6 separate regions of the Mus musculus genome follow, and all the other regions are linked to region 1. The links are chromatin loops, found by intact Hi-C in ENCODE. Cell type or tissue: left cerebral cortex. All regions are shown on one strand.

Region 1 (5,000 bases):
ATCTCTGCCTGCCTCTGCCTCCCTAGTGATTGGATTAAAGGCATGTGTCCTCACCACCCAGCTGTCCTACCTATTTTCAATTTGCAGTTACTTCAACAATTAAAAAAAAATCTTTTTGTTGTTCAGTGTGATGGCTCATGTCCTTAGTCCCAGTACTCAGAGACAGAGGCAGGTGGATATTTCTGGGTTCGAGGCCAGCCTGGTCTATAGAGCAAGTTCTTGGACAGCCACAACTACACAGAGAAACCATATCTTGAAAAACAAAACAGCTCTCCAGCAGCCGTGCAAGATGCCCAAAGGGAAGAAGGCCAAGGGGAAGAAGGTGGCCCCGGCCCCCGCCGTCGTCAAGAAGCAGGAGGCCAAGAAGGTGGTCAACCCTCTGTTCGAGAAGAGGCCCAAGAACTTCGGCATTGGATAGGACATCCAGCCCAAAAGAGATTTAACGCGCTTTGTCAAATGGCCCCGCTACATGAGGCTGCAGCGGCAAAGAGCCATCCTTTACAAGCGGCTCAAAGTCCCTCCTGCCATTAACCAGTTCACCCAGGCACTGGACAGGCAGACAGCTACTCAGCTGCTTAAGCTTGCCCACAAGTACAGGCCAGAGACAAAGCAAGAGAAGAAGCAAAGGCTACTGGCCCGTGCTGAGAAGAAAGCTGCTGGCAAAGGTGACGTCCCAACTAAGAGGCCACCTGTCCTCCGAGCAGGAGTCAATACAGTCACCACCTTGGTGGAGAACAAGAAGGCTCAGCTGGTGGTGATTGCCCATGACATAGACCCCATTGAGTTGGTGGTTTTCCTACCTGCCCTGTGTCGAAAGATGGGGGTGCCCTACTGCATCATCAAGGGAAAGGCCAGGCTGGGGCACCTGGTCCACAGGAAGACATGCACCACTGTTGCCTTCACACAGGTTAACTCGGAAGACAAGGGTGCTCTGGCTAAGCTGGTGGAAGCTATTAGGACCAATTATAATGACAGATATGATGAGATCCGTCGCCACAGGGGAGGCAACGTCCTGGGTCCTAAGTCTGTGGCTCGCATTGCCAAGCTGGAAAAAGCAAAGGCTAAAGAACTCGCCACTAAATTGGGTTAAATGTACATTAAGTTTTCTGTACCTAAATATAATTACAAAATTAAAAAAACAAAACAAAACAAAAACAAAGAAAGAAAATCCCTTCTGTAGCTTTGCAGGATGGCACAGTGCCTGTTACAAAGTCGTGAGGAGGCAGAGGCAGGAGAGAGAGAGAGAGAGAGAGAGAGAGCGAGCTTTTGTGGGGCAGAGATTTCCAGACTAAGGATTGGTGGGGGATTTTAAGCACCAAGCTTGGGGAGCTCAGGGATTTGGTGTATTTTCATGTTCAGGGATTGGTGGGGTTTTTTGTGGGAAGGAAGCTCAGAGATTGGTGGGTTTTCGTGCTCAGGAATTGGTAGCTTTTTTTTTTTTTCTCCTTCCTTCCCCCTTTCTCTACATGGGTCCATGAGTTAGGATGGTGTCTTAGTCAGGGTTTCTATTCCTGCACAAAACATGACCAAGAAACAAGTTGGGAAGGAAGGGTTTATTCAGCTTACACTTCCATACTGGTGTTCATCACCAAGGAAGTCAGGACTGGAACTCAAGCAGGTCAGGAAGCAGGAGTTGATGTAGAGGCCATGGAGGGATGTTCTTTACTGGCTTGCCTCCCCTGGCTTGCTCAGCTTGCTTTCTTATTGAACCAAGACTGCCAGCCCAGAGATGGTCCCACCCACAAGGGGCCTTTCCCCCTTGATCACTAATTGAGAAAATGCCTGACAGTTGTATCTCATGGAGGCATTTCCTCACCTGAAGCTCCTTTCTCTGTGATAACTCCAGCTGTGTCAAGTTGACAGGAAACCAGCCAGTACAGATGGGAAGTTCTTCCCAGTCTCAGGTGGCTTTGGCTGAGGCACCAATTCTCTGGAGCTGCTTGGGGAGGCTGGAGAGAAGGGGCTGACATTGCACAGCTCCTGTGATGGCTGCACACTGAGGAGGTGTCTAGGTGCCACCATTTTGACAGGTCCTGTGGGAACATCTATGGTGACTGTAAGCTAGGGCAGAAGGGTGGGGGGACAGCAGCTGCTGCTTTGATTACTTTTGTAGCACACTGCTTTAGGGACTGCAGAACCAACTCCTGAACGTTGTCCTTTGCCTTGTACTCATACACTGTGGAACGTGGAACACACACACACACTTTACATTTAAAACAACAACAACCACCACCATAGCAAACTAAAGAAAACCCTGAGACCCCAAGTAGTTGATCATAGGGTTTTCCCTTCATGGTTGGAGCCTATAAACTCTGCTGGTTTGCAACTTGGCCCACAGCCTCTTGGCATCTTAGTTGATAGTAGCTTTTTGGTTTGTTTAAGAAAAACACATTTCTCTCTTCTAGGTGGAAGGTTCATCATATGAGGATTGCTTCTTCCTCATCATAGACTTTACAGTATGGATGCTGTGCCCTGTCCTACAAGGTTCATGTGGGTGAGCACCAGTAGCCTGCCCAGGAAAAAGACACACTCCTCACTACCGGAAGTGGGGTTGAAGAAGGCCTCTTCCTTTTTTCCAGCATCCTTAGTCCCAAGTCACACTGATATAAAGGAGGGTTCTGAGCTTTGGTACTGAGGCTACTCGTGCCCAATGTATAGATGGAAAGACAGAGTCTAGCCTGGGTCCAACCTCTACTTCAGCGCCTGGGGAAAGCTGTCGTTCTAGACCCCCACCATGTAGCACACACCGTACCTTCAATTTCTGGAGCACGTCGAAGTGCACTGACCGCGGATCAGCAGGCCGGTAGGTTTCTGTTTTCTACTTAGTTTTTGGTGCCATCTGGTGGCCACGGTTCATCATAGCTCTGATTTGCTTCAAAGGCTTCTGACAAGCAAAGCACCTAGGCAATCATTTCCTTTGTCATCTTCCCATTTTGTTTGGGAGGTTCGGAAGACTTCCGGAAGCCACACCCACTTCCTATGGTCAGCGGGATCTAGCGCTGGGATGGACTTGCTAGCAAGCGACCATGGCCGTACTACGACATCTGCCTTGCTTTTTCTTTTTCTTTCTTTTTTGTTTGTTTTTGAGACAGAATCTCTCTCCCTCTCCCTACCCTCCTCTCCTGTGAATCTTCATGTGCACATGCACACGAACACACACACACACACACACACACACACACACACACACACACAGAGGAGTGCATCCCTAAAATAAAATAAAAAGTAAATAGGGGCTAGTGAAGTAGTTTAGTGTATAATATCAAATATGAGTCATTTTTGTTGAAAACTGTAGAACTTGTGTTTGGAACAAAGAAGTCAAAGCATTTTATCTCTCCCACTTTGTAAGCAGGGGTTATATATCTTTCCCACCTCCTCTCTCCTATCCCCCACCCCTGCCAGTTAAACCTTTGTTAACACAGAGGGCCCCTGTTGCGGTTCAGTAACCTGATGACCTGGAGAAGTGACCCTTTTCCCCAGGGAGCAGTGACCTCTTTCATTTCCTGTACTTACGCCAGTTCTTTTCCTTTCTTTTTCGACAGGGTTTCTCTGTGTAGCCCTGGCTGTCCTGGAACTCACTCTGTAGACCAGGCTGGCCTCGAACTCAGAAATCCGCCTGCCTCTGCCTCCCAAGTGCTGGGATTAAAGGCGTGGGCCACCACTGCCTGGCTATGCCAGTTCTTTTCAAACTAGCCAAATGAATAAGACTGTGCACTGGGCAGGTGAAGAAAAGACCAACTCACAACCTGCATTAGAATAGAAATCAAGGGCATTTCCTGTCTCTTTGTGCTCACTCTTCCGAGCACAAAGTAAAGTTTCAAGAGTAAAGTTTTGCCGTGTCCGCTGGAGTGGTGGTCTCTTTCTTTGCGACCATGAGCTTATTTCTATCAATTGATAAAGGCATTTATTTGCTGCCAATTGTGATGATCTGAGACCCACACGGTATGAACTCTCACAAGTTGTCCTCTGACCTCCACACACATGGCTGAACGTACATATATGTACACTCAATAAATGTGATTTGAAAATGGTAATGATAAGTTGTGTTGGGTCTCAGAACTCAGGTTAAATGGCTGACAGAAGTGCCTAATAACATAACAAAATGCCTTTAATCCCAGCACTCAGGAGGCAGGTGGATTTCTGAGTTCGAGGCCAGCCTAGTCTACAAAGTGAGTTCCAGGACAGCCAGGACTATACAGAGAAACCCTGTCTCGAAAAACCGAAACAAAAAACAAACAAACAAACAAAAAACAAAAACAAAAATAACATACCAAAGCAGCTGCTGGCCTGCCTTCCGAGCATCACCAGTTATCTGTGCTCCTCCCAGCATTTCTCGCTCCGCCCCCTACCTTAAACCCCTCCCTCCCGGGGGCTGGGATTCTGCTTCCCTTCCCCTTGCAAGATCCCTTGTAACAGTGGTTTTGGCTACTCCAATCTGTCAGCAGCTCCTCTCTTGCTTTCCCTCCTCTCTCCTCTCATGGTCTAGCTTAGTCGGCCAGCCACGTTCAGTCTGGTCTCATTCCTCTGCCTGCTTTTCCTCTTATATCTACAATAAAAAAAAAATCTTCTCTATACTTTAGTAGTCATGTTTGTTTCATTTTTTCATGCAGTTGGTTAACACATTTAGACTATAGAAAATACAGTTTGTTTATTCTCCTAGCTCCAGTTTGAAGGCATTAAATAAAACTAGTACATGCATTCTTTTTTGTTGTTTGTTTTTTGTTTTTGTTTTGTTTTTGTTTTTTTCAAGACAGGGTTTCTCTATATAGCCCTGGCTGTCCTGGAACTCACTTTGTAGACCAGGCTGTCCTCGAACTCAGAAATCCGCCTGTCTCTGCCTCCCGAGTGCTGGGATTAAAGGCATGCACCACCACACCCGGCTAATTTTTATTTTTTTATTATTTTTATTATTATTTTTTATTTTTTATTATTTTTTTTGGTTTTTTCAAGGCAGGGTTTCTCTGTATAGCCCTGGCTGTCCTGGCGCTCACTTTGTAGAC
Region 2 (5,000 bases), 430 kb before region 1:
TAAGATGTGGCGAATCAACACAGGGAATATTATTTAGCCATAAAAAGCATTGGGTTATTGGTTTATGTCACAACCAACACAGCAGGAAAAAGAAGCCAGATACAAAAAGGCACATGGCATGTGGTTCTATTTATAGGAAATACCCAGAATAGGCAAGCAGTGAGGAGAAGGGGTGTGTGTGTGTGTGTGTGTGTGTGTGTGTGTGTGTGCGATTTTTTTTTTTTTTTTTTTTGGTTTTTCGAGACAGGGTTTCTCTGTGTAACCCTGGCTGTCTTGGAACTCACTTTGTACTTTGTAGACCAGGCTGGCCTCCAACTCAGAAATTCGCCTGCCTTTGCCTCCCAAGTGCTGAGATTAAAGGCATGCACCACCACCGCCTGGCATGTATGATTTTTTGAATGATAGAAATGTAATTAGAAGTGGTAATTATACAACCTTGTGAATAATAAGGACAACATGCTTGTGAGGTTTTGCTTGATTTGAGACAGTATCATCCTGTATTCCAAACTGGCTTGGAACTCACCATGTAGTCCAGGCTAACCTTGAATTCATGAATGTATGAATTCATGATATTCTGGGTACTGAGTGCTAGGATTAGAGGTAAATACCACCATGCCTGATTGGGTCAGAATTGTGGTGTGTGTGTGCGTGCGTGTGTGTGTGTTTATGAAAATTAAAGAAAAACTCAGTGGTTGGGAAGTGCGATTAGTATGCTCAAGACCCTGGGTTTAATTCCTAACAACAAATAAATGAAAGATAAGTTAATTAAGAGAGGGGACTGGAGAGATGGCTCAGCAGTTAAGAGCACTGACTGCTCTTCCAGAAGACCCAGGTTCAATTCCCAGCACCCACATGAAAGCTCACAACTACTCCAAGATCTGTCACAGACAAACATGCAGGCAAAACACTGATAAACATAAAATAAAAATAATTCCTTTCAGGGTTTGGAGAGATGGTTCAGTGGTTAAGATTACTGATTGTTCTTCCAAAGGTCCTGAGTTCAATTCCCAGCAACCACATGGTGGCTCACAAACATCTGTAATGGGATCTGATGCCTTCTTATGGTGTGTCTGAAGTCAGTGACAGTGTACTCATATACATAAAATAAACTAATCTTTAAAAAATAATGATTACTTTCTTAAAAAAGTTAATTAAAAGGGTGGATATTATTTGAAGTCAGTCTCATGCAAGTTCCAGTCACCAAACAAAACATTCAACCAGAGCCAGACATGGTAGCTCACACATGTATTCTTAGCACTTGGGTTGCAGAGACAGAGGCAGATATCTGTGAGTTTGAAGCCAGAACGAAGTGAGTTCCAGAAGAGCCAGGGCTATGTAGAGAGACCTTGTCTCAAAAATCAAACAAACACAAAATCCAGCTGTCCCCCAACCCCCCACCCCTTGACTGGGTCTCACTGTGTAACCCTGGCTGCCTTAGAGTCTTACAACTCACTATGTAGATCAAGCTTGCCTCAAGCTCACAGAGATCCACCTACTTCTAACTAGCTAGGGTTAAACTCGTACTTCCATACCTGGCCAGTCTAGCCCACTTAAACCCACCTAACGAAGTTTTTACCCTGTGTCCCCTCTGCTTTCCAGCAGGAACGGCTAGACCAGTCTGTCTCATAGCCCAATCCCTCCAACTGGAGCATTTCACCTGTGACATCACCTTAACCCAGGCCAGCAGAGTCTCCATCTTCCAGGGCTTCTTCCCCACTTGCCTTGAATGTACAGGAAGAACATGACCAATAGAGTCCAAAGCCTTAACTTTCCTCCTCTGAGCCTGTTCCAGATCTTGGCATCTCAGCCTCTTGTCTGTTGTCTGCCTGCCTGCCTGCCTGCCTGCCTGCCTGCCTGCCTGCCTGCCTGCCTGCCTAAGTCTAAGGCCACTTTCATCAGAACTGTGTTCCAATGCTTGACTTTGTGTCCCTCTCCACCTCCATGCTGCCCGTCCCCAATGTGGGCTTCACCTTGTCTGGTGCCCAGAGACTGACTCTCTCGTCCCCCCCACCCCCGACTTCCCTGCAGCCCCCACAGGACCAGACAAACATCTAGGAAAGAGGAGGATCCTTATAGCGAAGCCCTTTCCCTTCACAAGGAAAGGTCCTCTCCAACCGCTGTCCTATGTAACAGTGGAGCAAGGCTCAGGAGTTTAACCTGCAGGAGTCATTGTAGCATCTGGCAGTGGCCAGATGAGGGCGACAGAGACAGTAGGTGCCATTGCTGGAGCTAGTAAGCGCCCTAGTTAGTGGGCAGAGAAGCCTGGGTTTGGGGACCTGAAGACCTTGCCTTTGGCTCTGCTGTGTGAACTGGGAATTTTAGCAAGACTAGTTGCATCCCTCACCTCTGATACCCCCACCCTCACACCAACAAGAAACATTTGAAACATTTGAAAATGATAGACCATTTCAGGCCAGAAGAAAGGAAAGAGGGATGGGGTAAGGTTCCTGTCACAGGAGGTATAGATCAGGGCTAAGGGGCAGTAGGGACAGTAGACTATCCCTTTTGTTCTGTCCCTGTGACAGTCAGACACTGCTCCTAGCCACAGTTCTGAAAATAAAGTAGAGAGCCCCTGGGGCCTGAGTAGGGACAACCATTTTGATCTCCCCAAGTGAGAAACAGGCTGGGCTTGAGTAGTGACTTCTCCTTCCTGAGGAACTAGCAAATAATTAATGGTGGACGTTTACGCCCCTCTTGTGCTCAGCAGGAGGCTACTGGTACCCATCAGAAAGTTTCCTGGAAACTTTGTAGGGAGTGGGAAATGAGGAGACAGAGCAAAGGTTCAGGGTTGATTTGCCTAGTGACCTAGAAATTCCAGGGCTCCTCTATGGGCCTTAGTCTTCCTCTTAAGCTTGACCAACTTGATTTGTGACCAAGACATAGCCTGAAATGCAGCTGAAGGATCCTGGCTTTGGCTGCACCTGACTAGCTCTGAATCTTAGGGCATCAGTGAGCAGAAGAAAGGCTACTCTAGGAACTAGATACTCCCAAGAGGCTAGTACCACATGAGTAACTCTTTGGGCTCTTAGTCCCAGTCCCCCCAAATGGGGATTTGCAGAGCCCTCAGAACCACACAACACAGGCAGGCAGGGGTACTGGGCGTTCTCAGGCTCCCATTAGGACCCAACCCTTTTACTGATCTCATAGCCTCTAGAGGCTCTTTTTAGTGTGACTGTAAGTAAGCATGATGCTCCTGACATGTGACACTTCTGGTACCCAGCTACCTCAGACCCAGGGCAGACAGAGACACAGCTGTAAGCTTGCGTAGCCAACCAGGTATATAAAACCACCGGTACATGGCTAAATATATAGGACATGGGCAGTCATAGAATACCATGTTAGCCCACACAACACACATGCAAACACAAGATCCTGCCTGGCCTGCTAGCCTTTGCATGGTTCCCAGGCTAGCCAGATAGCTGAAGGAGACCTGTGCTGCTCTGACCCTGTGCCAGGGAAGGAGATGTCACACTTGGGAATGGAGACTACTTCCTGCTCTGTGTCTCCATCAAGATGCTAAGTGTTCAGAATCCAATTGTCTTTTAGTCCCCCAGGGACCTGGATTTCCCAGGTTGTCCTTTGTTCTGACTGGAGAGACGGGAACAGAGCCTATGTTCTGGCGAGTAAAATGAGGCATTGCTTTGTTTCAGTTGCATGAGGAAAGTTGGAGGTGAAAAGGGCTCTTGCAGGGCGTGCCACTCACTCACTAGAAGGGGCCTTTTACAATGTCCTCAGGACCCACAATGGTGTTGCCCCTTGGTCACCATGCACCCAGAGTAGCGTGTCCTATCCTGCATTGGTGTCTCCATCTTGACAGTAGGTTAACAGGGCCTATTCCTTCTTAAGGCATGGAGGCTCACCAGGAGAGCTTTCCAGTGCTTGGAGAGATGAAGGGTACCCCAGAGCTCTGAGGATTGGCACATGTAGAAGACTGGTGCCCAAAGGTGTTGGGAGGGGGACTTAGACTCACCCAATGACGTAGACCAGAACCACCAACTGGATCAGACGGAAAATGACTCCCACCTTCTTGTTTCGTACCAGCACCATCCGGGGAGTGTCATACTCAAAGAAGAAGGCTGACAGCTCATCCTGCAGCCGCCGAGCCATGGTGGGCCAGAAGGGGCTCAGAGACAAGCCCCCCGCACGGCCTCTGTGGTCAAGGGCAGGCTAGCATCTGTGTCTACAGAGAGAGCAGTGGAGTGGCTGGAGGCTTCCCAGCCCCTTAAGAACAGAGCAGGCCAAGTGGGGCCAGAGTTGGAGGTTCGTTGGTGGGATCTGGGTTAGGAGGGAAAAACCCAGGGTGATCAGAGCAGCTTTTGACTGCTGGCAGGCAGTGGAGTACCGGCCAGTGGTGCCCCGTGAAATAAATTCCCAAAGATAGACAGAGGCGGAGCCAGTGAGGCCACCCAGGCCCAGCCCCACTACCCCTCAAGGCTCCGCCTGGGCCCTGCTGGGCCTCCGGAAACAGGAGCTGCTCTCCGGAAACCACCATGGCCACCAGCCACAGGGCCAGAGATAAAGCTACTGGCTACCCCCACTCCAGGAACCTGACAGGACAGAACTGAAGGGTCTCGCCAGGACAATCCCTCAACACTCTACCTCCATCCCCACCCCCACAGTCTCAGAGTAGACAGTTCAGTCCTGGGGACCTGCAGGAAGATGAACAGAACTGATGTCAAGTCCTGTAGCCTAGAGCTACCCTTGGACACTCCCTCTTCGTCAGTCCCTTCAAGTCCAAGCTTGGTCTATACCCATTAACTTCAGCCTCAGGCTGGCATCTCTATCTGCAACCTTGCTCTCCCTCTGTCTGACCTGCTTGACTGTACTCCTGACACCACTCCCATCCCATCCTTACCACCAGAACAGACAGGGAGGTAGACATCTAGACGAGACTAGGGTCACCTATCCCTAGGGAGTTCTGAGACCCAGCTTGGAAAGCCTGATATTAGGCAGTTGTGTCACTTGTTGAGGGCTTGGGGGCATTGTCTGGCTTTTCTAAG
Region 3 (5,000 bases), 280 kb before region 1:
TTGAAACTTTTTTCCTGATTCTGGAATATTTGCACATGCACGCATCAGAGGGGAGGGGAAATGGACAGGAGAGAGAAGAAGGCTCTCTTGGGAGTCAGGGTCCAAGTTTAAACATGAAATTCATGGAGTTAGAGAGATGGCTTGTTCCAGAATCATAAGAACTGGCATTCATGTCCCAGTGCCCTTGTAACAAGCTAGGCATACCTGTGAATAACCCAGCTCTAAGGTGTGTAACCCAGCTCTAAGGTGTGTGTGTGTGGTGGTGGTGGTGGTGGGCACAAAAGACAGGAGGGTTTCTGGGGCTTACTGGCTTCTAGCCTAGCTAAGAAAATGGAATATCCAATGTTCTCTTCTGGCCTCTACATACACATAGGTCCACATACCCACACACATGAGCATAAACTCATACAAACACATAAATAAACAAATGGATAATTTTTTAAATATGAAACTCATTTGTTTTGTGTACAATTTTTTTTTCAGTGCTGGGGACTGAAGCCAGGGCCTTGTGCATGCTTACAAGCTCTATGTTACTAGAGACTGAAGCCAGGGCCTGCGCAGGCTAAGTAAGCACTGTGGCTGTGGCTGGATAACTATTCCCAGCCATACAGTATTTTTAGCTCAGCTTGCATTTTGACTGTGATTTGTGATATGAAGTGAGATGTGGAATTTTCCACTTGTGGCATAAAAACATTTTTCAATTTTGTAATTTTGAATTAGAGATGTTCAACCTACAACACCATAATGTCTAACCTGTTTATCCTATCAGCTGTGAGGACAGTCAATAAGGAAATGGTTGAGAAATGCTTCCTAAAAATGTTATAGAAATTTGAGGGCCATTTTCAATAATCAAATCTTTCAAATCAGAAGAATACATACAAGAAAAAAATGTTTAGAAGGAAAAAATATCCATTTCAGCTTTGCTTATGATTGTCACTTTATAACAAGTTCTGACCTACTTTTGCTTTAATTTACTGTAAAATTTCCAGAAGATCTGCAAATCAAGACCCGCAAAGTCCAGGAAAGACTTATGTTTTAAGCCACTTTCCTTTTGCTGCATCTAAAAAATGATAAAGACAAGAAAAAAAGCAAAATTAAAAAATATATTTACAGAAATATTGAGATGTATCATTTACTTGCTATGGTTAAGAAGTAAGATGACCCACCTGAGTGAAATTTTCATACAACTCAGAAATGTGTGTGTATGTGTATGTGTGTTTCTATGTACATGTGTGCCTAGGTGCATGTGTGTGTCTGTGTATATGTATATGTTTGTGTCTGTAATGTATCTTTGTGTGGTCTATGTATGTGTGTCTTTGTGTGTCTATGTGTCTATATGTGCACACGTGCATGCAAATGTATGTAATACACACGTGGCCACAGAGGCTCTGACTTCATAAACATCAGCCTAACTTTACATGATAGTGGTGCCCAGGATTATCCTGACTTCCCTACATGTGAGCTGCACGTCTGTTGTAACCTAGCTACTATCACTAGGCCTCTCTTCTTTTTTGCTGTGATAAGAGTTCTTAGTGAACAGAGACCCAAACACCATCTGTACACTGGCTCAATAGCTTCTTGTGCAATGAAGAGAAAAGAAAGCTAAGGGTGGACACTGCTATACACACACAAGTTTTTCCCTGAAGTATTCCACAGTGGTGGCAGTACGACTCTCTTGAGTGAACTGATACAATGATTTACTAGTAACTGTAAAAGTCAGCATCAAACCCCAAATATTTAAAATTCAAATCCTGATAGTTTAGTCACGTTAGTAAATGAAACTCCCCTCCAGATATGAGAAGTAATTTTAAGACTTAAAGAAGATCTCATGATGCTGCTGTGTTTGCCAACCCTGGGCAAGCACAAGTAGGGACAGTACCATGTGCCTGCAGGTCTACTCCATGGGACCTTACAACAATGGCCACACACCATGTGGTATTCCACAGACTGGTGCCAAAGTCCACTCTCTCCAGCCTTTTTATATTATCGTGCAGTAAAATATCTGCTATATTCATCAATGCTGCCATCACTTCAGCGGGGCTAAGTCTCAAAGGTCGCCCACTTCCCTTGACACTGTCAGTCACTTCTAGGGGAGTGTTGTATAATAATGGAAGAAACCTACCAGGTCATGGGAAAGCTGCTGGATGAACTGCAGAGTCCTAAGAAGCAGGGTGGCCCCATGAATATTCTCTGTGTCCCTTCTACAGTGGGCATAGAGGATGCTTTGTTCCGCTTCTGCCCTTGCAGGCCGGAGGTACCCACTGATGCTTAAGCCTTGCACGCCCAACCGTTCAGCTGACTCCTGGCGGGTGCAGAGGAACTTCACCATCAAGAACTAGAAAGGATAAAAGAAAAGGACTTGGAATCCCTAAGTACAATGAAAGAACACTGAAAGGCCTTTTTAGAAAAGTTCTTGGTTTTAACAAACATTTTATAAAGCAACATCATGCCCAGTACTTGAAACAGAATAAATTCAGTATCTTCAGGCAACAGAAAAAAAGACAAAATGCAGAATAAGTCAGGTTTTGTTAGGGTCATACCAAGAACAGTGGCCTTCTGAAAGGCAAATATCCAGGCAGGAGTGAGAGAAGTATGTTTGCTTTTTAAGACAAAAACCATGTATTTGATGAAAACAGCGCCCTAAGAAATCACTTCAGTGATCCAAGCAGCACATGCAAGTCACGCACTGGAAGCAAGGCTCTGCTCTGCTCTGTGCTCTGCTCTGCTCTGTGCTCTGCTCTGCTCTGTGCTATCCTCTGCTCTGCTCTGCTCTGTGCTATCCTCTACTCTGTGCTCTGCTCTGCTCTGCTCTGTGCTATCCTCTACTCTGTGCTCTGCTCTGCTCTGTGCTATCCTCTACTCTGTGCTCTGCTCTGCTCTGCTCTGTGCTATCCTCTGCTCTGTGCTCTGCTCTGCTCTGTGCTATCCTCTGCTCTGCTCTGCTCTGCTCTGTGCTATCCTCTGCTCTGCTCTGCTCTGCTCTGTGCTATCCTCTACTCTGTGCTCTGCTCTGCTCTGCTCTGTGCTATCCTCTGCTCTGTGCTCTGCTCTGCTCTGCTCTGCTCTGCTCTGCTCTGCTCTGTGCTATCCTCTGCTCTGCTCTGCTCTGTGCTATCCTCTACTCTGTGCTCTGCTCTGCTCTGTGCTATCCTCTGCTCTGTGCTCTGCTCTGCTCTGTGCTATCCTCTGCTCTGTGCTCTGCTCTGCTCTGCTCTGCTCTGCTCTGTGCTATCCTCTGCTCTGCTCTGCTCTGTGCTATCCTCTGCTCTGCTCTGCTCTGTGCTATCCTCTACTCTGTGCTCTGCTCTGCTCTGCTCTGTGCTATCCTCTGCTCTATGCTCTGCTCTGCACTGCTCTGTGCTATCCTCTGCTCTGTGCTATCCTCTACTCTGTGCAAATAAAGCCAAGTGTTGCCGAAGTTAAGCTTGGGGCAAACTGCTCCCTCAAGGGAAAGTTCCTCTCATAACAGCCTTGCTGTCTTATTTCCAGTTTCACGTTGTAGTTATTTATTTTATACATGTGGGCACATGTATCTCACAGTGTGCTTGTAGAGGTGAAAGGACAAACTGAAGGAGTTGGTTCTCTCCTTCTATATTGGTCCCAGGGATCAAACTCAGGTCCTGGGCTTGGCAGCAAGTGTCTTTACCTACTGGGCAACTCACTAGTATTAAAGGCCTTTCTGAAATTTATTACTCAAATGCATAGATATGCATTGAGCACATACTGTGTGTGAACTCTGAAGAGAGTTCTCTTACTTATTCTAAGATTTATTCTTAAGAAAAATAAATGACATGGCCAGGCAGTTACTACTCTCAGAACTGGGGGAACAAACGCATTCCTCTTGCATCTATGCCTGGGTACTACTTACTGCAGTGTGCCTTTCTGACACATCTCAACCAAACTAAAGATTATGGTCCAATCCACTTCCAGCACTTGGCATAATTTCACACTCTCTTTCAGATGAAGTCTTCTCTGGTAAACCCTAGGGTGGGTTAAACCTCCCTCTGTCATAGTCATATCACATCTGTCTCTCCCAACCCCTCTAACGTTCCAGTGTTGGCTCAGAGCTAGTGCAGTTAGCAATGTTTGTAGAAAGGGAAAGCAGGTAAATGAGTGAAGGACAACCTGGCTACTGCTTACTTTGGCAACTCTGCACTGTTGTAACTTGACATCTGCTTCATCCCACTCTTCTTCTAGCTCAAACCAGCCAATAGGATCATCCTCTCCAAGGTCATCAGATGAGCAACCAATCCTGCGAATGAATACAAATGTAATCATAGACATTTTCTTGCTTCAAAGTTTCTCCAGAGACTGACAAGGTCTCATCCAAATGTTATTTAAGCCAGGCATTTCCAGTGAGATGGAAGAGCGACATACCAGGATGGGCATTTCTGGTAATCACTGAGGAAGAGGCAAGAGTGGCTTCCCTTGCCTAGGTCTGACTAATGTGTGTATAATTACCCTGAGGTCTGAGTCATGTACAAACAACTGAAGGGGTTGATGCCTCATATCCTGGAGCTCTCAAATCTCAGGCTTCACAGACCTCTGTTGATTAGCAAGTCCTCCAAAGGAAGCATTCCATCCTTAAAACAAAGGATAATTGCATCTTTCTCCTTAAAAGCTGAATGGGTAAGTGCTGCTCCCTCTTCAGCAGGCACTCTTTCAAGCACCATTCTTGGTTAGTTGGTTGGGTGGGTGGACAGGTGGTTGGTTGGTTGGCTGGCTGGTTGGTTAGAGACAGTTTCACTAGGTAGCCTTAGCTACTCTGGAACTCACTATGTTGCTATAACAGACATTTGCTTGCCTCTACCTCCCAAGTGCTGAGATTAAAGGCCACCATGCATGACTTCAAGTTTCCATTGTTAAAATCTCATACTACTTGGCCTATGACTCAACTCTCACACTAATAGCTCACTGTATAAGCATGTCTAGCAATCACAGATAACTATGGGGAAAAGTGAAGAAAATGTACAACAGGATCTGGAACAAAGGAAAAATTT
Region 4 (5,000 bases), 220 kb before region 1:
CTCTGCCGCCATCTTTGTTGAGGGCGGATAAACTGTAAGCCAGGACTTTTTGTTTGTTTGTTTGTTTGTTTGTTTTTTCTCTGTACTGTTCCCCTTTTCTGCTCCACGCTTCACGTTCAGAATCTAGGCTGGACAAGAAAAGAAGAAAGAGTCGGGGGCAAAAGAGTCAACTTTGCTGTGAAGTCTGTCAGTGTCGCGCTGCCGACGTCACGGCCGGCGTCTCTGCTGTCTTAGTGGTGGCTTAAGAGGTGGCTACCTCCGAAGCGTGTCTGGTGTGTTGCTGTATAGATGCTGAGGATATGCGGGCTTGGTGTGGTGCTGAGCCTGGCCGTGGCGGCGGTGGCTGTCATGGCCGTGTGGTTGATGGACTGGTGGGGTCCCCGCCCTGGTATTCGCCTCTTCCTTCCCGAGGAGCTAGCCCGCTATCGCGGCGGCCCAGGGGACCCGGGCCTGTACTTGGCACTGCTCGGCCGCGTCTACGACGTGTCCTCTGGCAGGAGGCACTACGAGCCTGGGGCGCACTATAGCGGCTTCGCAGGTATCGGCGAGGCTCTCACACCTTTTCCTCCTGCGTGGGCTCGTAGCCACGGCTTGCGTTCGTCCAGTAATTTATTCCTCCGCGCCTCGTCATCCCACATTCCTCAGACTGCTGCGGTGGGAAGGACACGGTCCTGGTTTGCAGCTTGGACGCAACTGTGCTAGTTATGTACCCTCCGACTCTGTCTGCTGCACTGTGTGACTGATTCGGAGAAAGATGTGTCTTGTTAGGTAGTGGTTACACTCAGAAGTCTACCTGGTCTCTAGAGCTACCGTGCTTTCAGGCTCTTTAGACTGACCCGAAATAACCTTTCCTCCGCCCGCCTCCGTTTCCCCTAATATAATATTTGAGTCTTTTTTAATTCTAGTAGATGCACTTGTCTGCTTTTCTTTAAAAAAAAAAAATGAGAATCAAGCGGGGAATGAAGTTAGAGCACAGGAAAGCAAGTATCTTTTGTAGTATTAAAATACCTACAATAAACCAGAAGTGGTGTTTTAACTGGAGTGGCTGAGACAGGAGGATCTCTTGAGCTACAAAGATCCATTGAGCCAGGAATTTGTGGCCAGGCTGGCTCTAAAACAACACGAAACAAAACTTCTGACAAAATTTGGTATATTAGCCTTCCTAAGAACATTTATCAAATTAACTCCATTCTGCTGTGCTCCCGTTACCCCTTAACAACGGAGGGGATCGGAAAATGTAATTTGACTAAAAGCCTTAACAAGATATGAGAACTACCAACCTAATAGCTTTTAATTTTTATTTTATGTGTATGAGTGTTTTACTTCCTTGTACAACTCTGAACTACCTGTGTACTTGGTGCCCATCGAAGCCAGAAGAGGTTTTCAAATCCCTGTAACTAGTAAACATGGTTGTGATCTGGGTGCTGGGAACTTTGCTTCTCTGGAGGAGCATCCACTGCTCTTAACCAGTAAGCCAGCTTCCCAGCTACCAATTTTAAAGGTGTTGTTTTTCTAGCCAAGGAGAATACCTCTCTCTTTGTTTATTTGGGAAGGAAGATCGCAGGGCAAGACTGGTAACTAGACTGACAAAAATTTCAAGCAGTCCACCGGTCATTTAGGAGAATTAGGAAGCTACCTTTAAATACAGATCACTCACTTCCTTCTCTCCAGACTTTTCAAACAGTCTAACCTGGGATAGGACCTACCCAAGGACATGGAGAGTTAGAAGCAATGCTAGACTGGAATCAAGAGTTTTTTCTTGCCACTTGAGTGCACTTTAGGACACTACTAACATCTGGTATAGCTGTCATGGATGCATGCACAAGTGTGAACATACATGCTTCCATTTCTGGGCTAGTATGCTCTAGTAGCTTTTGCGTTCTGTGCATATAATTTTTGAGCTCCATTTATTGACTACTACCATGGGTCCTCCCTTGGCCAGGTGCTGAGGAATCCAAGATGTGTCTGACTGCCCACACAGTCTATTAGGGAAGCAAATGTACTCATTTATATAGTCAGTACTTATTTTTATTAAGGCACAAGTCACAGAAAAGTCTTTATGTTAAAGGCACAGAGACAAACAAACATTATCATCACCTAATTTCAGAACATTTTGCTCATCCCCAAGGGAAACTACCCATCATCCACTCCTCTCCATTCTCTACCTCCCCACAACCCTTGGGAATTCCTGTGTACTTTCTCTTCCTATGGATTTGCCCCTTCTATGAATAGAATCATATACCTCACACATGTCCTTTTCTTTTTTCTTTTTTTTTTTTAATTTATTATTATATCTAAGTACACTGTAGCTGTCTTTAGATACACCAGAAGAGGGCGTCAGATCTCATTGCGGATGGTTGTGAGCCATCATGTGGTTGCTGGGATTTGAACTCAGGACCTTTGGAAGAGCAATCGGTGCTCTTAACCACTGAGCCATCTCTCCAGCCCCACATGTCCTTTTCTAGTCTAGCTTTGTAAAAGTAACTTTTATTCACCTGATGTAATTGTCACCTGGAAGGCTTACTGTCTCCTGCTAACCTAGGCCTAGTCCTGGAAGCTTCTAGCTCCCAGACAATCTAATCCGGGCCTAGAATGTTTTCAGCCTCCAAGACTTACTCCTATATAAGCTCACCCTTTCTAGTTCTGTTTGAGCTCTGGCTGGCTGGTTCAACTCAACTGTTAAAGCTCCAACTCCTTTCCAAGCTGACTGATTCAATCTGGCTTCTCTCTCGACCTCTGACTCTATTGCTCAGCTTGGCCTTAAACTAACTCTGGCATTCTTTTCTAATCTGGCTCCTTCTCATCTTCTGGCTCATTCCGCCTTTACCTGTATCTAGTCTGTTCCATCTTTCACTTATCTCTGTAAAACTGCCGCCTTCCCCTCTGCTGCCGGGCTGTTCCTTCTTAGGTTGCCTCTTTTTCCTCGTGAGAGTTGGGCAGATCCTGTCTCTGACTCATTCTGTCAGATATTTCCCTGATTTGTCACTTTGTCAATTAGAAGTCACTACAAACTAACTTTACCTTCTTTGGGATTAAAGTGTACTAAGGGTGTGGCTGTACTCCAGCCTGAGCAGCCACGTTGCTGGACTAAAATTCCTCTACATGACTTTTACTCAGTTTAGAGATTTTGAAGTTCATCCATAGTGTTATCAACATGCAGCCATTTAAAAAAAAAAAAAAAGACAGGTCTTACTATGTTGCCATGGTTGGCCTGGGACTCACTATGGAGATCATGCTGTCCTGATGTCCTGGAACTCACAGAGAGCTACCTGCCTCTACCTCCTTTTGTACCACACCCAGCACTCATTCTTTTTTATGACCAAGTAATACTGTACTGCATGTGTAAATATTACATTTAATGGGCTTTTGGGCTAGTTCCACTTAAAAATTTTTATTTGGTAAGTGTATATGCTTTGTGTGTGTGTGTGTGCCACAGTATGGCATATAGAGATCAGAAAAAAAATTGGGAGTTAGTTCCCGCCTCTTGTTCTTACTTCTTCCAAACTCATCTCTTTAGGGCTGGCTGACCTACATGCTTCTAAGGTGATTTTCCTGCCTCTCTCTCTGCCTCTGCCTCCTCTGCCTCTGCCTCTGCCTCTGTCTCTGTCTCTGACCTTGCTGGAGAACTGTAGGGATTACAGATGCACATCACTGCATTTGACTTTTATGCTTCTGTTCTGCTGGTTGGACTCCAGTTGTCAGGTTTGTACAGCTAGCATTTGTGTCCACTTAGTCATCATGCTAGCCCTATTTTCACTCCTTGTAGATAATTCTGGCATTAGCATTGGTGAGTATGTTTCTGTGTGAATATATGTTCCCTTAGGTTCTGGCTCCTTTGGGAAATTGCCAAGTTGCCTTTAATGTCTCTGTACTGTTGTATATTCCCACAGGAATGCACTTGAGTTTCAGTTTCTCCTCATATCCTTGCCAAAACTTGTTACTAGTTTTGTTTTGTTTTATAATCCTGAGGATTCATTGCAATGTGTCATGCATGCTAGGCAAGAATTTTATTGTTAAAATACATCCCCCAGTTTCTTCCCCTACTTCCATTTTTAGATGAAGTCTCATTATGTAGCTCAAACTGCCCTTGAACACACAGCAATCCTACCTCAACCTCCCAAGTGCTATAATTAGAGTAGTGAACCAGTACTCCTGGATCTTAATGATTTTTTATTGTGGTCATCCTAGTAGGTTTAAAGTACAGTCTCTTCTCTCTGCATCTCCAATATTTAGATTATAAAATAACATTGCTATGTCTAGATTTCTGTGTGGGTGCTAGAAATGCAAACTCGGGTCCTCAAATTTGTTAGTCAAATACTTAATTGACTGAGCCATCTCGTATTTAATCCCTGTTTTATGATGTTTTAAAAGGAAAAAGTAAGTTTTACCAGAGCCTCTAATCTAGTCATGGAGGAGGGAAGAGAGGAAGACAGCCCAATGAGTTATGCGTCAAGGTTGGTGGCAGATACTACTGAATTAAGGACTATGGATATTCTCACAAGGCAAACGGAAGCATTGAGGACTTTGGCAGGAAGTGACATGAGTTTATTTTCATTTAAAATGTCAGTGTGGAGTCATGCAAGGTGACACACACCTTCAATCCCAGCATTCAGGAGGCAGAGACAGGCAGGCCTCTGAGTTAGATGCCACCCTAGCCTACAGAGCAAGTTCCAGGACAGCCAGGACTATACAGAGATAGCCTGCATTGAAAAACAATAAAATATCAACCTAGGGAGTTTGGATCAATCTAGGATAAAAAGTGATGACAAACATAGTTTTAATCCTCGTACTTGGAGGCAGGTAGACCAGTGTCTGAGTTCTAGGCCAGCCTGGTCTATGTAGCAAGTTACAGGCCAGCCAGAGTTATATAGTAAGACCCTATCTCAAAAAACAAACAAACAAAAAGTCTAGTGCTGTAGACTGGTTTGCCAGTTGGGAGTGCTTCCGCTCTCATGGAGCACCCAAATTCAGATCTTAGCACCAATGTTAGATAGCTCACA
Region 5 (5,000 bases), 480 kb before region 1:
TATCACATGGAAATTAAGAAGCTTCACTCTGAGGTATTATAATGGAGGTGATACAATGGTAATAGCAATCACTTAGCAAAAGACAATATTGTCAGATGCTGGGAATAACTCAGTTGGTATGGCCCTCAAAGGTTAGACAGGCAGACAACTAGAAAACCCTATTCTTCTAGGTTGACAGCCAGTGTTTCCATAGATATGCGTTAAGGGCTCAGTTACATGCTGGGTGCTGTTAACAGTTTTTAAAGCGTGCGAATGACATCCAAGTAAGCAGCCCCAAGGCCAGGGACGTGGCGTGACTGTGGCTGTGCTTGTGCTTGCCATGTAAACCTGACAACCTGAATCTGGATCCCCATGTAAAAGCCAGACACTGGCACATAGCTGTGACTCTACACTCGTATAGCAGGACAGGAGACAGGAGGCAGAGATGAGAGAATACCTCAAACTCAAGGCAGGAGGGGACGGAGAGACAGCCGAGCAGATAAAGCCACTGGCTGTTGTTGCAGAGCTCCAGGCCTGGTTCTCAGTACCCACAGGACAACTCACAACTATCTGAAGCTCCAGTCGTAAGGGAACTGAAGCCCACTCCTGAGCGCCTCACACACGCGTTCTCAACGTGGTACACTGACATACATGCAGGCAAATCACTCACACACAAACTTGAAAATAATTTTCGTAATACTACTACCAACAAAAAAAGAAGCCAGATGCAGTGGCATATGCCTTTGATCCTAGCACCTGAAGTGCAGAGGCAGGCGGATCTCTGTGGGTTCAAGTTCAGCCTGATCTACATAGTGAGTTCCAGGACAGCCAAGGCTATGCAGAGAGATCTTGCCTCAAATAAAATAAAACAAATTAAAAAAGATGAAAACAAAACAAAACAAAACAAAACAAAAAAAAAAAAAAAAAAACCCAGGTGGTAGTGGTGCACGCCTTTAATCCCAGCACTTGGGAGGCAGAGGATTTCTGAGTTCCAGGCCAGACTGGTCTACAAAGTGAGTTCCAGGACAGCCAGGGCCACACAGAGAAACCCTGTCTCGGAAAAAACAAAACAAAACAAAAAAAGATGAGAGGTGAGAACCAACACCTGACGGTGTCCTCTGACTTCACAGGAGTGTTACAGCACACACACACTTTCACACAAACACCCGCTCCCCATCAAACATAAGTAAATGTTAAGTAATAAATAAATATTAAAATAAGCATTCCCAGTGCAAACTCTTTCTTGGAAAGGATTGAGCACAGGCAACTAAGGACAGTGATTATCTTTTCATGGAGACGAGCACACACAAACGCTGCCTGAATGTCTTCTGGATACAGAAGGACATCCTTGGGTAGACAGATGTAGATATGTGATACTATGAGATACATATCATATATAGATGAGATATATATCAGCAGTAAAAGAATAAATGAGGCAAGATATTTACTGCTGTGTGAATGTAAATGGTAAAGACCAAGTTCATTAACTCCATCTGCTGATCAAACAATAGCCCAGTCTGTCTCACCTTGGAGGTGACATCGATCCCAGTGATGAAGCTGCCAGCCTTGTTTTCATATCTTCTGCTTGTGTCCTAACAGAAGAGGAAAGATGACAAACTCTGACAGAAAAATCCACAGAAAAGGCAACCTGGCAACTGGCCCTTTTGGAAGTCATTCTTTTCAGCAACTCTTCTCCATTTTAACAACTCTTGTTAGGAGGAAGTCTATCTCTGAGGCTCCACAGAGAGGCTTCCAGACGCCAGGCAGGAGCCTGTTCATAACATTAAGTAATTCTGTCAACTCAGGGTATCTATATAAATGAAAATCTAAAGTCTTTTGTGAAAAAAATGTCAAAAATGAGATAGTCACATAACTCCCCAAACCAGACTGGACACATTTCCCACGAAAGGCCACTAGGTGGCGCAAATGCCTCCAGGAGAATGCTTCAGGTCCTGGATCTCTGGGAAAAATACAGGCTAATACAATGAAGAAAGGAGGGGATAAAAACAGAACTAAAGTCTCAGGACTGCAGCTGATACCCTGGACTCTGCATTCAATCTCCAGGCCTTGCTTTCCTCCACAATACCTGTCTTTCTGACTTCTGTTCTCGTGCTTAAGACAATCCAACATTTCTCCAACAAAACAATCCTGTTTCCATCTCTAAGACTTCTGAGCTTGCTGTCCTCCCCGCTAGGAATTACTCCCTTCCAACTGACATGGTCGGCCCCTTTTTGTCATTTGGGGTTCAAGTTGAATCTAACTATCTCAAGGGACTTTCCTGTGCATCCCAACACACACCAACTGCTTCACATCCCTCCTGGCCACTGTGCTTTTTATCCTATTAACAGGGTGTGTGTGTGTGTGTGTGTGTGTGTGTGTGTGTGTGTGTGTGTTTGTTTTTGTAGCACTTAATACAAAAGGGAACTATTTACTTGTCTCCCCTACTAGGGCAACACCAAGAGGGAGTTCGCTCTTAAGCACCTAGGATTACACCAGCACACAGAGAGGTGTGTGATATAAACATGTTAAACTGACTGAATGGATAACACCTGACCTATACACTATCCACTATAACCTATAGATGTTGTCACCAAAGGTATTGTCATTTGTCATCACTACCTTAGCCTTCACTCATAACTTCAAATGTAAAACCAAGCTGCTATCATGTAATTAAAGGAGGGGGCGCAGGGAGTTCACGTTGTATGTGAAAACCGAGCTATCCAGGCCTCAGACCAGCTTTAAGAAGGGGCATGTGACTACCAAACCACAGGCAAAACACTCCTCAGACCCACTGTGGTTAAAGAAAGATCAAATGTCACTGTGTGTCAGAAGCTGGGACCACCGAGAGTAGACGCAGTGAAGGTGCGGGGACGTGAGGACCCTCATCCACAATACCAACACACGAGTGTCTGCTGTTTGACAGGTCTAGCCCTCCCAAGCGAAGAGAGCTGGTTTAAGTGACACCAACTCGGCCGGGGAAGGAGGACCCACCAGGAGACCTGGATGCCGGCGGCACCTAACACTTTCTTTGAGGGCTGATTCAGGTTCTGTTCCCGCCCGCGGCTCCTTTTTATCTCCAACCAAACACAGCTGATTCCGTTCGGGGCCACCGAGGGGCAGCGAGAGGGGTGTCCCCAACTCTCTCCGAGATCCCCCGCCTCTCCAGCGCTCTCTGCACCCATTTCCGGGCGCCCCGGCGTCCTTTCTCTCTGGCGCTCTCCGGGTCATGCGCGGCCCCCGCCTTTCGGCGCTCGCGCCCCTTTCCCGCGTTCCCGGACTTGCGCCAGTGCCGCCGTCCGCCACCTTCCCTGACTCTCCAGGGACACCCGCCCGGCGACCTCCTCAGCCCCCGCCCCTCTCGCCCGTACCGGGAGCAGTTCCTTTAGGGAGCGCCGCACCGGCACGATTTCCAGCTCGCCTTCTTCCACTTCCATGGGCTCCGGCTCGCCACGCTCCAAACCGGACTCCACCTCGGGCGACGGAAGCCCCAAAGCCGGCCCAGCGGGGGCCTCCGCCTTCACAGACACTCGCAGGCCGCGGACGGCCGCCATAGCTGCCAGCCGGCCGCACCACCGAAAGCCCGCCCCTCACTCCCGCCGCCTAGAGCGCCGTCGCCGATGACCACAGAGGAGCACCGCTATCACCTAGAGCGTCGTCTGTTTCTACCAGAAAGCTGTCCTTATCTCTGGCGCCCCCTTGGTGACCTAGGAACCTGGGGCCGGCTTGGGGCGGGACTTCGCGGGGTAGGGGGCGGGACGAAGCAGTGATGGAGGTGGAGCGTCGTCTGAGGTTCCAAAATACCTGCACTTTGAGGACTATACTTCTAAGAACTGCTGAGCGGTTACCGCGATCTATCATCTAGGCAATCTGAGCGTTTACAAAGTTATTTCCGTAGTAAGCTTTGGCTCTGTCAAGTCTTCCAGTAATTGAGCCATATTATGTGGTCAAAATTTTAAACTAGGGCCCAGTGTAGGGGTTACATGCCTATAATCCCAGCAGTCAGGAGTCAGAGGCAGGCACATCTCTAAGTTCCAGGCCATCCAGGGATCCAAGGTAAAACCCTGCCTACATTTAAACTGGAAAGGGATGGTACACGATTGTATTCCCAGCACTTGGGAGATAGAGGCAGGAGGACTAGGGGCTGAAGGTTATCCCCCAATTACACCAAGGGGCAATTGCTAGTTTGAGGCCAGCCTAAACTACAGAAGATCCTATCTTAAAAGGGGAAGAGGGGTGCTTCAAGATCACAGTGACCTACCCAAAGGGCAGAACCAGAGCTTAGACCCATTTTGTCACTTCTGGGAGCTCTACTCATCAGAGACTCACAAGCAAGATTTCCTGCAAATGTTCCTAGTAAGAGTCTGGCTGGGAAAGAGGAAAGGCTTGTTCAGACTTGAAGAAGGGACTTCTTGTCTGTCATGAGTCCTGATTTTGTGTCTCCTCCTGTGTCATATTTAGTTAGCCCTTTCTAGACCTATCTCCCAATCTGAACCAGGAATAGGTAAGACCATATATCTGAGCCCCTAAAAATCTTTTCAGAGAAAGGCAAATCATTCTAAAACAGAAAAAAAAATCACAAGACTCAGATACACTAGGTCACTTTGGGCATGGCACGGAACCTCAGTTCCTTCATCAGAACATAGAACAGTGACACACCTCCACAGAAGAATATAAGGACCGAATGAGCTAGTTATGTGCGGCTGTAAGATCCAAAAGAGGTGATACTGTACATCCAAGCTTTTCTTGAAATGGGTCTGTACCATGGGACAAACAAGATGGAATTCCTTAGAATGGTACCATCAATTGATTGCAATGCAAAGTACAAAATTGGGTTAAAACAATGGATTGTATTTTCTTTTCTCCTGTTCCCCTTCCTTTCTTTCCTTCCGTTTTTCTTTTGCTGTATTAACAATGCAACCCAGAGACTTGAGCATGCTAACAAAGCCCTTTACCAGTGAGCTTTACCCCAGCCCTCTTGTTTTGAGACAGAGTCTTGCTATGTAGCACTGGCTGGCCCACTA
Region 6 (5,000 bases), 170 kb before region 1:
AACCCAATTTCAGATCAAACGACTTCCTCTGACCTCCAAGGGCACCAGGCAAGCATGTGGCAAAGAAACACGCAGGTAAACACTCATATACGTAAAATAATTTAAAAATCAAATTAAAAACAAACGTTTCTTGGTTTTGTAAAATGGGTATGGCAGACTGTGTCTGTAATCTCAGTACGTGGGAAGCTGGGGCTGGAGAACATCTAGTTCAAGTCCAGCCTGAGCTACATGTACCTAAAAAGACTGTCTCAAAACCAAAAATAAAAGAAAAAAATCTGATTATTATTTTCCAACTCTAGTACATACTAAAGGTATAACTGTCCAAACAAAAACTGTCTGAAATGCAAGTTCTCTGAGGGTAAAAGAATCTGGAGGTCTACAGAGTCTAAGAACAGAACTACTGCTTTCATTTACCAGGTATGTTTCAGCTTATAAGACTTAGACTAATGTCTGGTTAAATTATGTGGAGCACAGGATTTAAAAAAAAAAAAAAATCACAACCAGGCTTTTACCAAGCTTAAAATTAAATAGAAAACAACAACAACAAAAACAGTTCTCATAATAGTCAGCCTTTCCATTTCTGCATTGTTATTAAAACATTTACAAGCTGTTCTGTTGTAATCCCAACATTGAAGCTGAGGCAGGAGAATCAAAAGCTCAAGGCTAGTCTGGGCTATCAGTGAGTCTCATGCCAGCACTGACTTCACAACTCCTGCCACTAACAGGAAACCAGATGGCCTACTGTTTCCCAGAGTTCTCAGACTCCAGCCTCACTCCTGAGGCCTCAGTGTTCTACCTGTCATCACATCAGGAGCATCAGTGTTGCTGCCGCGTTGAATGAGTCTGGCTGCAAAGCTATTCTCATCAAATGATGTCCCATTCACCACAGGGAGGTCTTCAAAGGGGTTTACAGACTGGTCTGAAGACACAGTGATGTACTGGACGGCCAGCCAGAGTGCAGTGCTGCCTTCGTGATCTTTCAGCTCTAAATCTAATCTGAAATAAAGAAGCAATGTGAATTACAGGTACGATTTCCGGCCTCCCTTTGTTGCCAACAGCTCCACTCTCTCCCTATATGTTCTAAAGGACAAATTTTATTTTATTTAAGGTCTGTAACTATAAAAGGCATTTTAAGAGAATATTTCAGGCTAGGCATGACAGGCAATAATCCCATCATTTGGGGGACTCTAAATTTCAGGCCTGCCTGAACTACTTTAATAAGACCTCGTATCAAACAAACAAATGAACAATAGTTTCTAAAAATTTTAGTAAGGAAAGATTTTTCACTCACAATCCCACCCTCACAACCGCTTTGCATTTCTCCAGGCCGCCCTACGTACTGTTTACACTGCAGCAGCTGACTGAACACACAGTCGTTCCTGGCCATGATGGACAAGTGTAAAGGAGTCCTGAGGGCAAAACACAGGAAATGAAGTCAAAGAAGAGTCCGCTCAGGAGAGGCAGACACTCACAGCAGGCAGGTATTAGAATCAACAGCCAATTCCATCACTCTGGTTTCCAAAACCATGACCAAGAATCAAAATATGAAAATGACTTTGCTTCTATGGCCCCCGCTCTGTACCCCAATTCTAACCCCGTCCTGGAGCAATGTGGTAAACAGTAGCTTCTGCCACATTTTTATCTCATCTGTCCTCTGTCAATTTGAAAAGAAACTTTGCTCTTTGCTGTAATGTTCTATCAACACTGGGGCACATAGCAGCATCAACAAATAACTGGGTCAATTCTTCATCTCCTGTTTAGTACGCAAGTGCCTGCAGGGAAGGCCGACACTAGAGCACTAGGCCCTGTGCCTGGCCTCTACTGCAGACAGACAGACTGCCCAGGCTTACTACTGTTAAATGGGGGGGAAACAAACACACACACACACACACACAAAAAAAAAAAAAAACCACAAAGAATGAACATGAGGACCGATTGGGAAAATGATTGTGACACAAAGACCCTGGACCATCTTATTTCCCCACATTACACACTGCACAGATCCTCTTCTGACGCCTACCTCACAGAAACCTTACTTCCTGGGTGGATTTTCAAAATGATAAACTGCTCTGGTGATGAGTGATGTCTGTGGCCTGCCTGAAGTTGGTGAAGCAAGGAGCTGAACTGCTCTTCAGAGCCTCCCACACTTCTGCCTCAAAGATAGGCAATTCCTCCCACAATTCTAAACCACAAGCAGTCCTAAGCCAATTCCTTCTGGGAAGATGCAAAAGCAACAGAAACTGGGCTGCAGATGGGTCAGTGGTAAGAGCAGTACTTGTTCTTCCAGGGGACCTAGCTTTGATTCTTAGCACCCAGACAATGGATCACAGCTACCTGTAACTCCAGTTCCAGGGAATCCTACACTCTTCAAGTCTCCACAGGCACTGTGTGCATGTGATATATTGATATACATGCAAGCAAAACACCCATACACAAAAAGTAATAAATAAATAACTTGTAAAAATGTAAAACACAAAACAAAACTCAGAAACATTACCAAATACAAGAAGGGCTGTCCAGTGAAAGTCTGGAGATAAGTTGTTAAAAGTAAAGGTATTTATAAGGCAGAATTTAGGATTTTTTTCTAACCATTTGACCTCACAGAGATAAAACAGGTTGCCTTGAGGTAGTAGTTTCTCTTCAAATTATCCAAGTGATCCTAAAAATGCTAACAACAACAACAACAAAAAGTCCATGAGAGCACGGACTAGATGACCACTCTGGTTGCTTTCAACATGATATAAATTTCTTAGAAACTCAGATTTACTTTAGCTAGGCTATAATGTTTTCTCCAAGTGCTTCTAGTCTTAGTCATGACACTACTTTGCATGACAAATAAATGTTTGCAACTTCAATAAACATCAAACTTAATAATGTCAAATACTGTGTATGTTTATTATGTGCCACCACAAAAATTCTCTTTTGGAGTTAGTGCACTCACCTGCCCTTGCTATCCTGCATGTTGGGGTTGGCACCAGCCTGCAGGAGGGCCTCCGCAATCTGTGCCATCTCAGACATCACATCTGCTGAGTATTTCTTTGGACTGTACAATGCTACAAGGTGTAATGGGGTCTCCTGGGCTCCTGCTGTGGCAGCATTGACAAGGGCCCCGTTCTTAATGAGGAATGTAGAAGCAAAAAGATCTCCTTAAAAAGAAACAACAGAACACACAATGACATGACAGCAACCAGTCCCTGTGGCTAATACATCCTCAGAAGGCAACAGGGGACAACTGCAGACGTAAGGGAAGAACAGCTGGGACTTCTGAAGCAGGGTCTTGGATGGTGGAAACCGATGACAGTCCAGAGTTATTCTTTCATTCAAAAGGCTCTCTTTGCCACCTTTAAATTACCCATGATGATTTGCCCTGGTTCCTTCCTTCAAGATGCTTTTACTGCCTAACAGTAATAGACTTGGGTGGCAGAGATGGCTGAGTAGCTGCTCTTCCAGAGGACCCCAGTTTGAGTCCCAGCATTAACATGGTGGCTCATAACTGCCAGGGATCTGACATCGTCTTATGGATTCTATGGATACACACAAAGACAGACAGACAGACAGACAGACAGACACACACACACACACACACACACACACACAGACACACACACACACACACACGGTAGGTAGGAAGGTAGGTAATAGGTGGGTGGGTGGAAGCAGTTATGCTTCTCAGTGGCCTCCAGGTGGCACCAATTAGCTTCTACCTGGGATTCATCCAACAGTCTAAAACTTGGCCTCAAGGCCAGGTGTGGTGGCGCACACCTTTGATTCCAGCACTTGGGAGGCAGAGGCAGGTGGATTTCTGAGTTCGAGGCCAGCCTGGTCTACAGAGTGAGTTCCAGGGCAGCCAGGGCTACACAGAGAAACACTGTCTCGAAAAACCAAAAACAAACAAATAAACAAACACATACATTAAAACTTGGCCTCAAGGCCAGGCAGTTGACACATACACCTTAAATTCCAGCACTTGGGAGGCAGAGGCAGGTAGGTCTCTGAGTTCAAGGCCACCTGGTCTACACAGAGAAACCCTGGCTCAAAAAGACAAAACAAACAAAAAAAAAAAACCAAACCCAACCAACCACCACCACCACCAACAAACTGACCTCACTAAAATACTGGGGAAGAAAATGGATCCACCTCAGTGCTACTGGGTTTCACTTGAACAGACAGGATCTAATTCCAGTCAAGTCTGATCTCAGATGCTAATCTCTCTTCTCAGAGTCCTAGTTCTACTTTTAAAGAAAGAAAGACGACACAGGCACAAGAAAACTGCAGATGGTTAGATTCAGAGGATAAGCATAATAGAAATCATCTTCTATTCATTCCTTTTTCTTTTTCTAATTTTTTATTAGGTATTTTCTTCATTTAAATTTCCAGTACATATGCAGCTAGAGACACGAGCTCTGGGGGTACTGGTTAGTTCATATTGTTGTTCCTCCTACAGGGTTGCAGACCCCTTCAGCTCCTTGGGTTCTTTCTCTAGCTCCTCCATTGGGGGCCCTCTGTTCCAAAAGACAATGATGGTCTTTCTCTGTAGCCCAGGCTGTCATCTAACTGGCAGCACTCTTCTGTCTAGCCTCTCAAGTGGAAAGATTACAGGCAAGAACCACCATTCTCAGCTAACATTTTATTACTTAAACCTTCTTAAAGAATTACCTGACTTTAAATCAAATTTACTTCACTGGTTAGACCCAAACATCAATTCAAAATTTATAATCATGCATTTACCTGTACTTTATTTAAAAAAAAAGGCTCTTTAGGAACTATCAGAAGTTGAATTAAGGGAAGTTCAGTTCAGAGGGTAAGCAGACAGCAGGACAAAGCAGGGAACTGGAAGCGAGGCCCTAGATAAGGTTCTCAGCAACAAGGAAACAAAGCATTCCACACACTTCAACCTAAACATGGCCAGGATATGGCTCCCAGTCACAGCTGACTGCCTGTCAACTACTGTGAGGGAGTCAGAAGTTCCTTACTGCAAACATCCAGCCACTTGCTTTCCT

Evidence for each region. Peaks named below come from ENCODE experiments on the same cell type or tissue, not always from the same donor. Only the 100,000 strongest peaks of a DNase experiment are listed, where the experiment ranks them.
Region 2: it touches region 1 in a loop (7-fold over the local background); 12 of 42 quality-filtered maps call a loop at or near these places.
Region 3: it touches region 1 in a loop (2.8-fold over the local background); 2 of 42 quality-filtered maps call a loop at or near these places.
Region 4: a loop joins it to region 1, with 2.6 times the contacts of the local background. A loop is called at or near these places in 2 of 42 quality-filtered maps.
Region 5: it touches region 1 in a loop (2.8-fold over the local background); 3 of 42 quality-filtered maps call a loop at or near these places.
Region 6: it touches region 1 in a loop (4-fold over the local background); 13 of 42 quality-filtered maps call a loop at or near these places.

What each region holds. Positions count from the first base shown.
Region 1 is chr11:72,568,620-72,573,619 of GRCm38, reverse strand. Gm51906 (a long non-coding RNA gene) reads left to right here. Exons shown (of 4, transcript XR_003949712.1): 3 at 2,406-2,803. It also overlaps the pseudogene Gm12712. Among named protein-coding and RNA genes, the nearest start is that of Spns3, 21 kb to the right of the region's middle. In left cerebral cortex, a CTCF peak has its summit at 2,848 (motif pointing left); DNase peaks (open chromatin) are centred at 3, 2,837 and 4,372; H3K4me3 peaks cover 225 bases.
Region 2 is chr11:72,998,422-73,003,421 of GRCm38, reverse strand. It overlaps P2rx1 (purinergic receptor P2X, ligand-gated ion channel, 1), which reads right to left and starts at 4,277. Exons shown (of 12, transcript NM_008771.3): 1 at 3,971-4,277. The coding sequence starts at 4,107. In left cerebral cortex, CTCF peaks have their summits at 2,186 (motif pointing right) and 4,387; DNase peaks (open chromatin) are centred at 2,197 and 4,453.
Region 3 is chr11:72,847,894-72,852,893 of GRCm38, reverse strand. Zzef1 (zinc finger, ZZ-type with EF hand domain 1) reads right to left here. Exons shown (of 55, transcript NM_001045536.2): 12 at 4,141-4,252; 13 at 2,123-2,335; 14 at 960-1,060. Among named protein-coding and RNA genes, the nearest start is that of Gm26121, 31 kb to the left of the region's middle. In left cerebral cortex, no CTCF peak of the experiment used is centred here; DNase peaks (open chromatin) are centred at 569, 2,232 and 4,481; H3K27ac peaks cover 1,054 bases.
Region 4 is chr11:72,791,051-72,796,050 of GRCm38, reverse strand. Cyb5d2 (cytochrome b5 domain containing 2) reads left to right here and starts at 212. Exons shown (of 4, transcript NM_001024926.3): 1 at 212-538. The coding sequence starts at 289. In left cerebral cortex, a CTCF peak has its summit at 2,328 (motif pointing right); DNase peaks (open chromatin) are centred at 191, 444 and 3,822; H3K4me3 peaks cover 1,057 bases; H3K27ac peaks cover 1,050 bases.
Region 5 is chr11:73,046,430-73,051,429 of GRCm38, reverse strand. Ncbp3 (nuclear cap binding subunit 3) reads right to left here and starts at 3,563. Exons shown (of 13, transcript NM_025818.3): 1 at 3,348-3,563; 2 at 1,506-1,571. The coding sequence starts at 3,530. In left cerebral cortex, CTCF peaks have their summits at 1,891 (motif pointing right) and 3,664; DNase peaks (open chromatin) are centred at 1,899, 2,925 and 3,643; H3K4me3 peaks cover 1,902 bases; H3K27ac peaks cover 1,307 bases.
Region 6 is chr11:72,736,398-72,741,397 of GRCm38, reverse strand. It overlaps Ankfy1 (ankyrin repeat and FYVE domain containing 1), which reads right to left. Exons shown (of 25, transcript NM_009671.5): 8 at 2,942-3,146; 9 at 1,341-1,409; 10 at 797-996. Among named protein-coding and RNA genes, the nearest start is that of Gm46287, 26 kb to the left of the region's middle. In left cerebral cortex, a CTCF peak has its summit at 3,706 (motif pointing right); a DNase peak (open chromatin) is centred at 2,162.